2 separate regions of the Homo sapiens genome follow, and region 1 is linked to region 2. Evidence: chromatin contacts called from ENCODE Hi-C data. All regions are on one chromosome and are shown on one strand. Each heading gives the region's core, a stretch centred on a gene start or an enhancer-like site at or near the end of the contact. The rest is flanking DNA. Distances are from core to core; before and after follow the strand shown. Region 1 holds the start of CNOT10 (CCR4-NOT transcription complex subunit 10). Region 2 overlaps TGFBR2 (transforming growth factor beta receptor 2).

Region 1 (6,238 bases), core at 1,383-3,882, 2.0 Mb before region 2:
GGTTGATACAGAAATCCAGCTGGAAATAGATTTTGAAGATGCTCACAAACCACATTAGAGTGAGGACGGCAGGGCGCGGTGGCTCACGCCTGTAATCCCAGCACTTTGGGAGGGCGAGGCAGGCGGATCACAAGGTCAGGAAATGGAGACCATCCTGGCTAACATGGTGAAACCCTGTCTCTACTAAAAAATACAAAAAAATTAGCAGGGCGTGGTGGCGGGCGCCTGTAGTCCCAGCTACTCGGGTGGCTGAGGCAGGAGAATGGCGTGAACCCGGGAGGCGGAGCTTGCAATGAGCCGATATCGCACCACTGCACTCCAGCCTGGGTGACAGAGCGAGACTCCGTCTCAAAAAAAAAAAAAAAAACAAAAAAAAAAAACCGTGAGGACTTAAAAGGAGAAAGAAAATACAATAAAAATTAAATAAAAAGAATGATGACTTGATGCCCAAAGCATGTACAGTCTTAGAAACTTTATAGGAAGGGGAATGACAGGATTCAATGAATGTCTTAGGACATAAAAAAAGCGGGGGGCGACAGTGAGGAAAATGGATGGGATAGGAAGAGACAAGAGACAAACACCAGTGAGAAGACTACTCAATGCGACATAGATCATATTAAAAGATAAAGGCCAGAAACACAGCAGATGAGATGGAGATGAGCAGAGATTCAAAGGAGCTACACTAAACACTCATCTATTTTATTCAAATTTAACCTTATATCAAAGCAGGAAGTTTCCTTCAATATGGCCTATAAACTTAAACCAATGAAAAAAACAGTCCCCTAATCACTGTGGACCTTATTCTTCAACTACACACATTACACAGCTCTTACCAAACAGGAGTGCAGCTAGGATATGCCTGTCTCCTCCAACAGACTGAACAGCAGGTCTTCAAAGGCAGGGAGTGTGTCATATCCATTATTCAACACTCAATCTTTGCGAATGAATAAATGAACAAGTAGAAGGCTTTATGACTGAGGATTTGAAAACTGGATGGGCTTTAGGTCTAAAAGGGTGATTTCGGGCAAGCGCAATGGTATGAGCAAGTAGGAATGGTAAATGTGGGGAACACAGACACTATTCTAAAATAAGGAGGAAGATGTTGGTCCCCTGGTCCAGCCTTGGACAGGCCATGCCGTTTTCCTGTCTAATAGTCTCTCCCTCATCCACCTTTCCTCATTTCTTATGGCTCATTCCCTCACTTCTTACATATCTCTGCTCAAATATCATCTCACCAGAGGCCTTCCCTGAACAACCTATCCAAAATTTCACAGCACATTCCTTATACCCTCTCAAGGCCTTTGTTCTGTTGTTTTTCTTCTTAGATTATTGAAGAGATCCTCTAATGATTTTTATTCCTCTGTACCTAAAATAGAATTGGCTTAATTTCCAAGTGAAGTTCATTTGTCAGTTATTGTGACCAGAACCTACTAAAATCCACAGCACACTGAGTTTTTCTTTAATTTTAAATTAAATTCACTGTAAAAATTTTAAGTTCCATCACTTTTAAATCCTGTCACTTAAGTTCTTTCCAATAAAACCTGGATGCCACAAAGAATATGAATTTCTTGCGGGAAACATTCCGGACAAGGTCAGGAAATAATTTTATATTCCTTAATGTGGAAGATTCTAGGAATGGGAGCAATAATCCATAAAGAAAACCATTGAGATTAAGTAATTTCGAGGAACTAGAGCAATTAAGTACCAAATGCAAGATTTTAGGAGCACAGACTGTAGAGAGACAATAGGATTTTATGCCTTTTTAAATAAGTGGTTTACTTTGAGAGGCCAAGGCGGAAGGATCGCTTGGGCCCAGAAGTTCGAGATCAGCCTGGGCACCATAGCGAGACCCCCGCCCGTCTCTATCAAGAAAAAAAAAAGTGGTTTTTACAAAGTTAATTTCACAGGAGTCAATGACCAGAGGAAGCCACATGTGGTCAAAACAGCCCAGGTGAATCCCAGCCTCAGCCACGCGATATTATAGGCAGATGTGTGCTCCAGGGTGACTTTCTCTTGTCTGCTTTTCCCACGAAGAAGCGGAAAATTCTGCGAAGCGGCAAAATACATTTAAGCTTTTTGGGCCGGAGTTATTCTGAAGAGCAGGGCAAAGGCGGCCAGTGGCGACTTCAAATACTGCACTTGAGTAAAACAACTATTGGACCCGGGGCCCGAAGACTCATGTTAGCGACAGCCGAGACAGAGGATGGGGTAAAGAAATGCACGCCCAAATTCAAGTCGCCCTGGAGTCCCCACCCCGGGCCCCGCCGCCTCCGAGTTCAGGGTCCGCCCGGCCCCGCACGTCCCGCCGTCTCGTCGCTCGGGACATTGGCGCCCTACCTGCAGGCTTGTCTGCAGCCATCTTCCCGCTTCGACTCGGGTTCTTCCCTGCAGGTGGCGTGGCCCTGACTCCCGCCGCCGGGCTGGCCGCTGTCCTGGACCTCCGAGGACAACTCTGTGCCTACCCCGGCTCCGGGCCCCCAGGTTCCGGCTAGAGGAGTGGGCAGACGGCGGGCTGAGGAAGTGACGAGAGCTAGTTCCCGTCGTCTAGCAACAGCAACAGCTTCCCCACCAAGGGACCGCCACAGCCTCCCGCCATACACAGCTTCCGCCTCACGGCGTCCCGGTACCCACTACTTCCGGGGGCGGCAGCCTGCCGCGCCTGGAGCGCCGGCGTGGGAACTGCTACTGGCCCCGCCCCACGCCGACGTCCCCTCCGCGCCCCGCCTCCGGCCGGACGTACTCTGGCTGGAACCTCTGGATGTTCACAGGGCTGACGCGGTGGGACGTACGCGCGTCTGTCCTTTGCTTACTCTAATTAAAACACCGAGGTGTCAGAGCTTTTGTCCCTCAATGTTACATAATATTACAATAACCACATCTGACATTTATGTGCTAAGCACTGAGCCCTGCACTTGGTCTGTACTATCTCATTGATTTCTTGCAACCCCATGAGAGAGGCGCTGTTGAGGATTCCCGTTTAAAAAGAAACGCCTTTTATTTTAGAATAGTTGTAGTTGTGCAGAAAAGTTGCAAAGATGACACCTAGAGTTCCTGTCTCCTCACCTAGTTTCTCCTATTGTGAACATCTTAATTATTTTACTATGTTACGTTGATCACATCTAAGAAACCAGTTTGATTGGCGCACTATTACTCACTAAACTACACATTTTATTCACATTTACCAGCTTTCTTTCAATGTCCTTTTTTTGTTGTTGTTCCAGGATCCTGTCCAGGACACCATATTGCATTTATTCATTATGTCGTCTTAGGCTATTTTTGGCTGTGGCAGTTTCTCAGATTCTTCTTGTTTTTGATGACCTTGACAGTTTTGAAGAGTTACTCCTCAGATATTTGGTGGAATGTGCCTCAATTTGGGTTTGGCCAATATTTTTCTCATGGTTAGACTGGGGTTTTGGGTGTTTAGGAGGAAGACCACAAGGTGACTGGCTGTTCTCATCACATAGAATCAAGGGTACATGCTGTCAAAATGACATCACTGATCATGTTAACCTTGATTACCTCTCTAAGGTAGTGCTTGCCAGTTTTCTCTACTGTGCAATTACTCCTCCTACCCTTCCACACTACTTTGGAACCAAGTCAATAAATGCAACCCACACTCAAGGTGGGAAGGCGGGGTATTTAAGCTCTACCTCCTGCAGTGGGGAGTATGTACATAAATTATCTTCCCCAAGGGAAGTTTGCCTCTTCTCCCTCACTTAGCTATTTATATCAGTATGGACTCATGGATGTTTATCTTATAATGGTTACATTCCAATACTACATTATTTTGTTGCTAAAATTGTCCCAGCTTTGTTAATTGGGAGATTTTTCAGGTTTGTACCTGTTTTTTTCTTTTTTTTTAACTTTTGTTTTAAACTTTCTTTTAAAAAAGTATTTGTTTTTGGCCGGGCGTGGTGGCTCACACCTGCAATCCCAGCACTTTGGGAGGCCAAGGCAAGTGGATCACTTGAGGTCAGGAGTTTGTGACCAGCCTGGCCAACATGGTGAAACCCCGTCTCTACTAAAAATACAAAAATTAGCTGGGCGTGGTGGTGTGCACCTGTAATCCCAGCTACTTGGGAGGCTCAGGCAGGAGAATCCCTTGAATCCGGGAGGCGGAGATTGCAGTGAGCCAAGATTGCCCCACTGCACTCCAGCCTGGGCAACAGAGTGAGACTCTGTCTCAAAAAAAAAAAAAAGTATTTGTTTTTTCTTAAACTTTTTAATTCAGGCTAACATACACAAAGAAAAGTGCATGAATCATAAGTACAGTGTATTGACTTTTCATCAACTCAACACATACATATAACTAGCACCCAGAGAAAGGGCAGAGCTTTACCCATATCTGGGAGTTCCCCTCATGCCTCTTCCCATCTCTCCACAAAGATAATCATTATGCTGACATTTAACACTATGGATTAGCTTCACCTGCTTTTAAACTTAATGTATATACATTATACAATATATTTTTTAGGGTCTAGCTTCTTTTGCTCGATAGTATGAGATTCATTGACATTGTTGAATGAAGTTGTATTTGTTTCTCATTGTTATATATTATAATGTTACATTATGTGAATATTCCTTAATTTATGTATTCATTTTATTGTTGGGCATTTGGATATTTTATCTATTTTGAATAGGGCCAATATGATTACTCTAGTATGACTTTTGATGAATATGTGCCCACCATAAAAAGGCATACCTGGCTGGGCAAAGGCATACCTGGCCGGGCACGGTGGCTAATGCCTGTAATCCCAGCACTTTGGGAGGCCGAGGCAGGCAGATTACCTGAGATCAGGAGTTTGAGATCAGCCTGGCCAACATGGTGAAACCCCGTCTCTACTAAAAAAAAATACAAAAATTAGCCGGGCGTTGTGGCGGGTGCCTGTAATCCCAGCTACTTGGCAGGCTGAGGCAGGAGAATTGTTTGAACCCGGGAGGCAGAGGTTGCAGTGAGCCGAGGTCGTGCCATTGCACTGCAGCCTGGCCAACAAGAGCAAAAGTCTATCTCAAAAATAAATAAATAAATAAATAAAATAAAGAATAAAAAATAATAAAAAGGCACACCTGAAGTGTAGTAGGGAGCCTCTTAATGAAAAGGAATTAGGAGGAATCTCTTATAGAATTTGGGCTTATTCTAGAGGGATTGGGAAAGTAGGAGGCCAAATTTGAATTGGATGCTGTCAGGAAACAAGCAATTCAGTCTTGGTTTTATCTAAACAGAAGGAGGAACAAAGCAAGCTAGAGCTGTCATTGGTTAAAAAAAAAGCGGGATCATTTACATTAGAAGAAGGGGGTGTTTTCCCATTTGTGTGGTTGTTGAGGGCCTTGTTTCTGTCTTGTCCAAAACACGATCATGGTGAAACTGTCTATGAACATTGTTCATATTCTGTGAGTGCTGTTTATGTCCAGTTGGGAACATTCTACTAACAGAACTGTTTTTTTTTTTTTAATTTTCTTAGTCCCCTTTTCACTTTCTCACATGTGGTCACATCTATGTTGGTTCTTGTCCCCCATTTCATAGATAGGGAAACTGAGGCACAGATGTTAATCCACTTTCCCAAGCCACAAGACTGGTAAATGGCTATTATCTTAACCACTACATTCTAGATTCTAGGATTTGCTATTATATTGAAGATATTTGGGCTCTCTTCCCTCTACTTTCCGTATCAGCAGCTCTCCCTTTTTTCACAATCAGGCTGACATCAATGATGGATAACTAATTCAGGAGTGGGGAGGTGGAAAAGCTCAGTAGGATTTTGCTCCGTCATAAACTACGGTGAGTCACTTTACCTCCAGCTAATAATGATACCACTATCCATTCACAGTACTTTAGACTGTATGTGGTTTGTTTGTTTGTGTCTGTGTTTTGAGACAGGTTTCACTCTGTTACCCAGGCTGCAGTGCAGTGGTATAATCATGGCTCACTCCAGCCTCTAACTCCCAGTTTCAGGTGATTCTCCCACCTTAGCCTCCCAAGTAGCTGGGACTACAGGTGCACGCCACCACACCTGACTAATTTTTTATATTTTTGTTATTTTTATTTTTATTATTATTTATTTATTTATTTATTTATTTTGAGATGGAATTTCTCTCTTGTCAACCAGGCTAGAGTGCAGTGATGCGATCTTGGCTCACTGCAACCTCCACCTCCCGGGTTCAAGCAATCTTCCTGCCTCAGCCTCCCAAGTAGCTGGGATTACAGGCGCAAGCCACCGTGCTTGGCTAATTTTTCTTT
Region 2 (5,417 bases), core at 1,246-3,745:
TGTTCTCAGGAAACCTGAAAGCAAGGTACATTTCTTAAGTTATTTCAGGATGCTCTCCAACAGGGAGACCAGATCGCTTTGGAAAAGCATATTCATTATTCACAATACCTGTTAGGTCACCAGAATACATCCTCTCTCTCTCCCTGGCTTTCCAGGTGAACCACAGGCTTCTGCAATTCCTTCCCACCTGAGTTTCTCACCTCCTAAAATCATGCACACAGCCTCCCTGGTCCCTGCCTTGTCTCTGCCAAGGCAGTAGCACCCAAACCTTGCCATCCAACCTTTTGGACACATTAAGGTTTAAAATGTGCTTTCCTTTAACGTATAATTTAATCAGTTTTAAAAGCTAAGATGCCTATTCCCAATGAGGCCGTTGACCTTGTTCCAAAGCAATTGCTTGTAAATTGTTGTAGAAAACAAAATAATATCCCCTCTTAAAGTGTCTTGCTATTCCTCCAAGGATGGGGTAAAACAGGTGTTGGTTTTTCTCCTCCTCTAACCTTCGAAGGCATAATTTTGGCTCCTTCCTGTGGTAGCTGCCATTCTTTAATTGTTACCGTCCCTTTCCAGGCTACAGGGGGAACGTGACGAAAAATATAAAAAGATTTGGCAGAACAAACTGTCTTGAGTCCAGTGGTTCCCAATGTGGGCTGCATATTAAAATATCTTGAAGAATTAAAAAATAATTCCTGATACCAGGCCCCAGACCAATTAAGTCAGAAACTGCAGGAGTAAGACCCAGTTAATGAGTAGTTTTTAAAGCTACTCAGGTGTTTCCAATGTGCAGCCAAGCCTAAGCATAACTACATCAGCCTGGTGGAAGAAACAGGTATTTCGAATAGGATGGGGCCTGGAAAATGAAAGACATGGGAATAATTTTAATGACTACATTTCAGAGAAATTGTTCTTGACATTGGAACCAACTATATCCTCTAATTAGGCAACAAAAGGCATATATATGTATATTTTTAAAAGTAGATAAGCAAATATAAATTATTTCTCTAAAAGTTAACATGTTTTTAAAAAAAAGCATAATTTGTAATGGCAAAATTGATATTTTCCACAACAGGTAACATGCAGGAGCGATTTAGAATACAAAAGGACTTTCCAAAGGCAAGTCATCCAGATGTCCAAATGGTGGTGAATACAGCCTCTGGAGTATACGTGGGTGGAAATAAAAGTCAATTTCACAGTGGTTAGCCACCTCCCTGAGCCTTTTTTTTCCCCTGGTGGGACACTGAGACACTCGCAAAGCAGCAAAAGGTCTCAGTGGACCCTTCTTGCCATTACTCATGGGTGTGGAGTTTATGGAACACATGGAGGCCGCAGTGGGAGAGACCTGAGGCTGCAGAGGAACCACCCGAACCTTGCTACAGCACCAGCAGTATGGGTCCGACTGCTTTCTTGGCCACTCATATCCAGTGGATGGAATTTGAGACAGCCTGTGTCCATACTAGATTCCACTCTGCTGATTCATACCAGAATGAGGTTCTAGAGTACAAATATTCACAACCAGAAAGCACATCTGGCCTCAGTGCAGCTTTGTTTACTTTGCTACTTAGGAAAAAAAAAAATCTTGAAAAGCGAGTTGCTTTTGCCTTAATTCAGTTCAAATACATTCTAAGCTTCCTTCAACTGAGTCACAGTGTCCTCTATCATGCAAAATCTTTATTATTTCCTTGGCCAGACATAGGGCCATATTGATGAATTCCAAGTGTGCTTTCTAACCAAGGCTGGTTCACAACAAAAAGCTGCTTCAGCTCTGAGTCATCACCTCAAATAACTGATTTCTCTTCTCAGGAATGAGACTAGCAACTTTAATCCATAATTTTCTTCCTCTTCTAACAACTTTTCTCAACCATATTTCCACACTTATTTTTTCTTCTGCATTTAGACCAGAAAGTAAATCTGGTTTGTTTCTTTTGAAACAAAAATGCACAGCTGGAAAGCCAGCTATTTTGAGGCGTGAGTGCACAGTTCCAAGGCAGCATACCTAAAATCCCCCAGAGCTACCAAAACACCATTTACTCTTTTCATTTCTTACATGCAAGAACTAATCATTTCCCCAAGAAGCCAGCTCCCTGGTGTTGGAGCTGAACAAACATAAAATGAGATTTGGGAGAAAGAGGGCAGCATTTCTAAGACTTCCCTTACTCGGAAAACAACGGAAGTCAACAAAATGCTCAATGCATGCGATCAGTACACAGAGTGGGTTTGCTGGATGGTGTAAAGCAACGACATTAAGGACACAATGGGTCCAGAGGGAACCAGCTGGCTGAGATGTTCTGCTAGCAAGTTAAACATAGACAGGAAACCGCGTGTCTGATACTGTAAAAAAATAATTTGTCTTCCTGCCAGAGATAGGCTAGCAAACCAAAAAGGCTGTTTTCACTTAAAAGAAATGCTACAACAATGAGAGAGGAAGGAATGAAACTTTGTGGCTACAAGAAGTCTTCTTCTCTGCCCCTCTCTCAACATCTCAGGTTAGAGGGCACACATCACCACACTAAATGCTAAAGCCTGCACATAGCTTGCGAGTCAGCAACGTGCACCACTGGGCATACATCTTATGGTCTGCTTCCCTATTTAACCACATAGATTGAACTTTGAGTCAGAAGTGGTTACTCAAGTCCTGGTTTCTAAGCTAGCAAGATATAATTGATTTATTTACTTACAGTCCTATCCCATTCCCAAAAACAACAACAACGACAACAACAAAAAACACAGTGAAAGAAGATACAGTCAAGACAGGAGCTATAATTATGACAAATGGAATATAAATGTGAGAAAACAGGGTAAAAACTGGTAAGCAAGAGTGATATTAGTATGCTAAATGTGTAGGTACATATTTGCTAGAAGCATGATTCAGATTTGACTCTAAGCTTTTCTGGTAGTTAGCATTTGAGAGAGAAACACAAAAACCATGAATATCTCTATCAGGGGTTGGCCTGAGCCCTGTTTTTGTAAATGAAGTTGTACTGGAACACAGCCACGTCCAATCACTTACACACTGTCTGTGGCTGCTACCACAGAAGAGTTGAGTAGCTGTGACAGAGACTCTGCCCTGCAAAGCTGAAAATATTTACTATCTTGCCTGTTATCAAAGAAGTTTGCAGACCCCTGCTCGGTATGCTTCAAAGTGTCCTTAAGATCAGAGGCAAACAGGTCGTCATGAGGAGAACACCTTTCTAAAACAGAGAGCCAAAATAAATGTCTCCTGGCTTCCTCATGAAGATAACAATACAATGCAGTGAACAGCATCCTCCACATTCTTTACAGTAAACATACCACTTTGATTCACAGGACTCCTTATAATGGGGAGCACCTCAATAGGACTCAGGTGGAGGAATTTGCAGGGAAGAGGAGAATACATGACGTTGGTACAAATCTCCTCACTCATCCAGCTAAAGGCAAAGATAAGAAATTTGAATCTAGTGGAACAGTAATAACTATTTACAGTCAAAATTCATTAAGTGCTCACTCTGTGCCAGGTGCCGTGCCAAGTTCTCTACATAAATAAATACATTTATCCTCAAAATAATCCTATTAAAAGTATTCATTATTTCTACTCCCATTTTTCAGAGAGGTAAACAAGTAGTTACCCCAAGAACCAAGAGCTTACACACGGCTGAGCTGGGATCTGAACACAGGCAATCAGCAGGGAAGCCATGCTCTCAGCCCTGCCCTCTGTTGTCTTCCCAACAGATGAGCATCTTACTGGCCATCGTTTATACACATCATTTCTCACGGACATGGAAACAGTGTCAGCCTGAGGTTGTGCCTCTTGCCAAGGACATGCTCAGTGATGGGTCTGGGCTGCCGTTTGGCAAACAGAACAGGTAGCCTCTTATGTAAGTTGTGCAGCCTCCCATGGGTTAAGACTGATAAAAAAGCAAACACACCACCACCACGGGAATGTGGAAGGGTAAGGGTATTCCTTCTATAAGAGACAAGATTATCTGGTTCTTCTATGATTCTCCTACGGACAAAAAGTGAGGAACAAACTATGAGATCTTGGAAAATCCCAGCTCCTCTCTGGAGACCCACTTTTTTGTCATTAAAATGAGAAGTCTGGAGGAGCCAATTCACGGGTTTCACTTCATCATAAAAATGTAATGAGTCTATGAAACAAGACAACACACCTGAAAGTAGTTAGCACAGGTGCACACATTCAGAGTAGGCTGCAATCCAAGGCAGCGATCATCACTATAGTTGTTCTATGAGTTCCCACAGCCTAGGCCATGGGCTTGCCACCACCTTGCCTACATTTCAATTGGAAAAGGGGTGGGACCCTGGTCCTGCAAACAAACTACTGAAAGTCTAGGACTTGGGTCCAATGCTATCCCTTTCCTATATGGCCCCAGTGCCTCTCATTTTCTAGAATAAGCAGTTCAGTTCTAAGTTAGCAGGAAAAGCAAGATGGCCAAGATCCAGTCATTTGGGAGCTGGAAGTGGTCCAGCAGCATGCCTCCCTTCATCCTCCTTGGCTTACCATCTTGTTTTCCACGTACCCACCTTCAGCAGACAATCTTAGCAAACAACCCAAGAATGAACTGATTCAGGCCAACTCTTCTTAGAACCACACTATTACTCTCCAGGGCTTTCCAAGGCCACCAAACATCTCCTTCATTGATCCAGTTCAAAACAGTATCTTGTACAATGCATCTTGAAAACATTCGCAAATGTCTTCTTGTTTTGGGAAATATTAAGGGATAGTCCCACAGATAAACTAATACAAATACAATAAACTAACATGAACATGATCACAGAAACAAAAGAAATGCTTACTGAAAAGGTGTCTGATTTTCTCCACATTAAGATCCACACCAGAACAACATTTGTGGAGTATATTTAAAAAATAAACTATTGTCACTGCTGAAAAAGACCCACATGCCACTGGAGAGCTCTGTTACACAAGCTGACTGAGTAAAGTATATTTAGTTCATTTCCAAATGACCAGGCTTTAGACCAAATTTATTCCTCATGGGCCCATTAGCTCAGGGAGTTACCAGCATGAAGTTAATAAGACCTCCATCTCTGGTTCCATCCCTACCTGGTGAGTTCACACCAGTGCTTCTCACACTTCAGTGTGCAAACAAATCACTGAAGGCCTTGTTACAGGCAGATGCTAATGCAATAGGCCCCAGAGGACCCAAGGTTGTGCAGTTCTAATAAGCTCCCGGGTGATCCTGCTGCTGCTGGTCTAGACACTTTCAGTAGCAACGGTTTATACCGTTCAGAAGAGGTATGTGTCTTGGTGTAGAGTGTTCTCGTTAATCAGGGGAAGAAGAAGTAAGAAAGGATGCACCTACTGTGTGCCAGCCACTGTGCTGGGCGCTCCCAAGCATCATCTCCTTAAATCCCACAACAACCCACAGGTACCATTTATCAGCACTACTTGGCCAATAATGGCGCAG

What was found. Hi-C counts contacts between places; a loop is a spot of excess contacts on that map. Pooled maps may share reads with other maps.
Region 1: a pooled map shows a loop between it and region 2 (5-fold over the local background). The contact joins the promoter of CNOT10 here to the enhancer-like site in region 2. A Hi-C loop is called at or near these places in 1 of 168 maps with a recorded cell type or tissue (CD4-positive, alpha-beta memory T cell), 1 of 37 single-sample maps with no recorded cell type and 6 of 50 pooled maps.

Annotation. Positions count from the first base shown.
Region 1 is chr3:32,681,582-32,687,819 of GRCh38, reverse strand. It overlaps CNOT10 (CCR4-NOT transcription complex subunit 10), which reads right to left and starts at 2,632. Exons shown (of 19, transcript NM_015442.3): 1 at 2,338-2,632. The coding sequence starts at 2,359. RefSeq lists a silencer at 2,522-2,831.
Region 2 is chr3:30,655,694-30,661,110 of GRCh38, reverse strand. All of the region lies in intron 3 of TGFBR2 (transforming growth factor beta receptor 2), which reads right to left. Among named protein-coding and RNA genes, the nearest start is that of TGFBR2, 52 kb to the right of the region's middle. Within about 2 kb of position 2,495, at least 20 of the 41 ENCODE cell types and tissues checked have a DNase peak (open chromatin) inside an H3K27ac peak, as active enhancers do.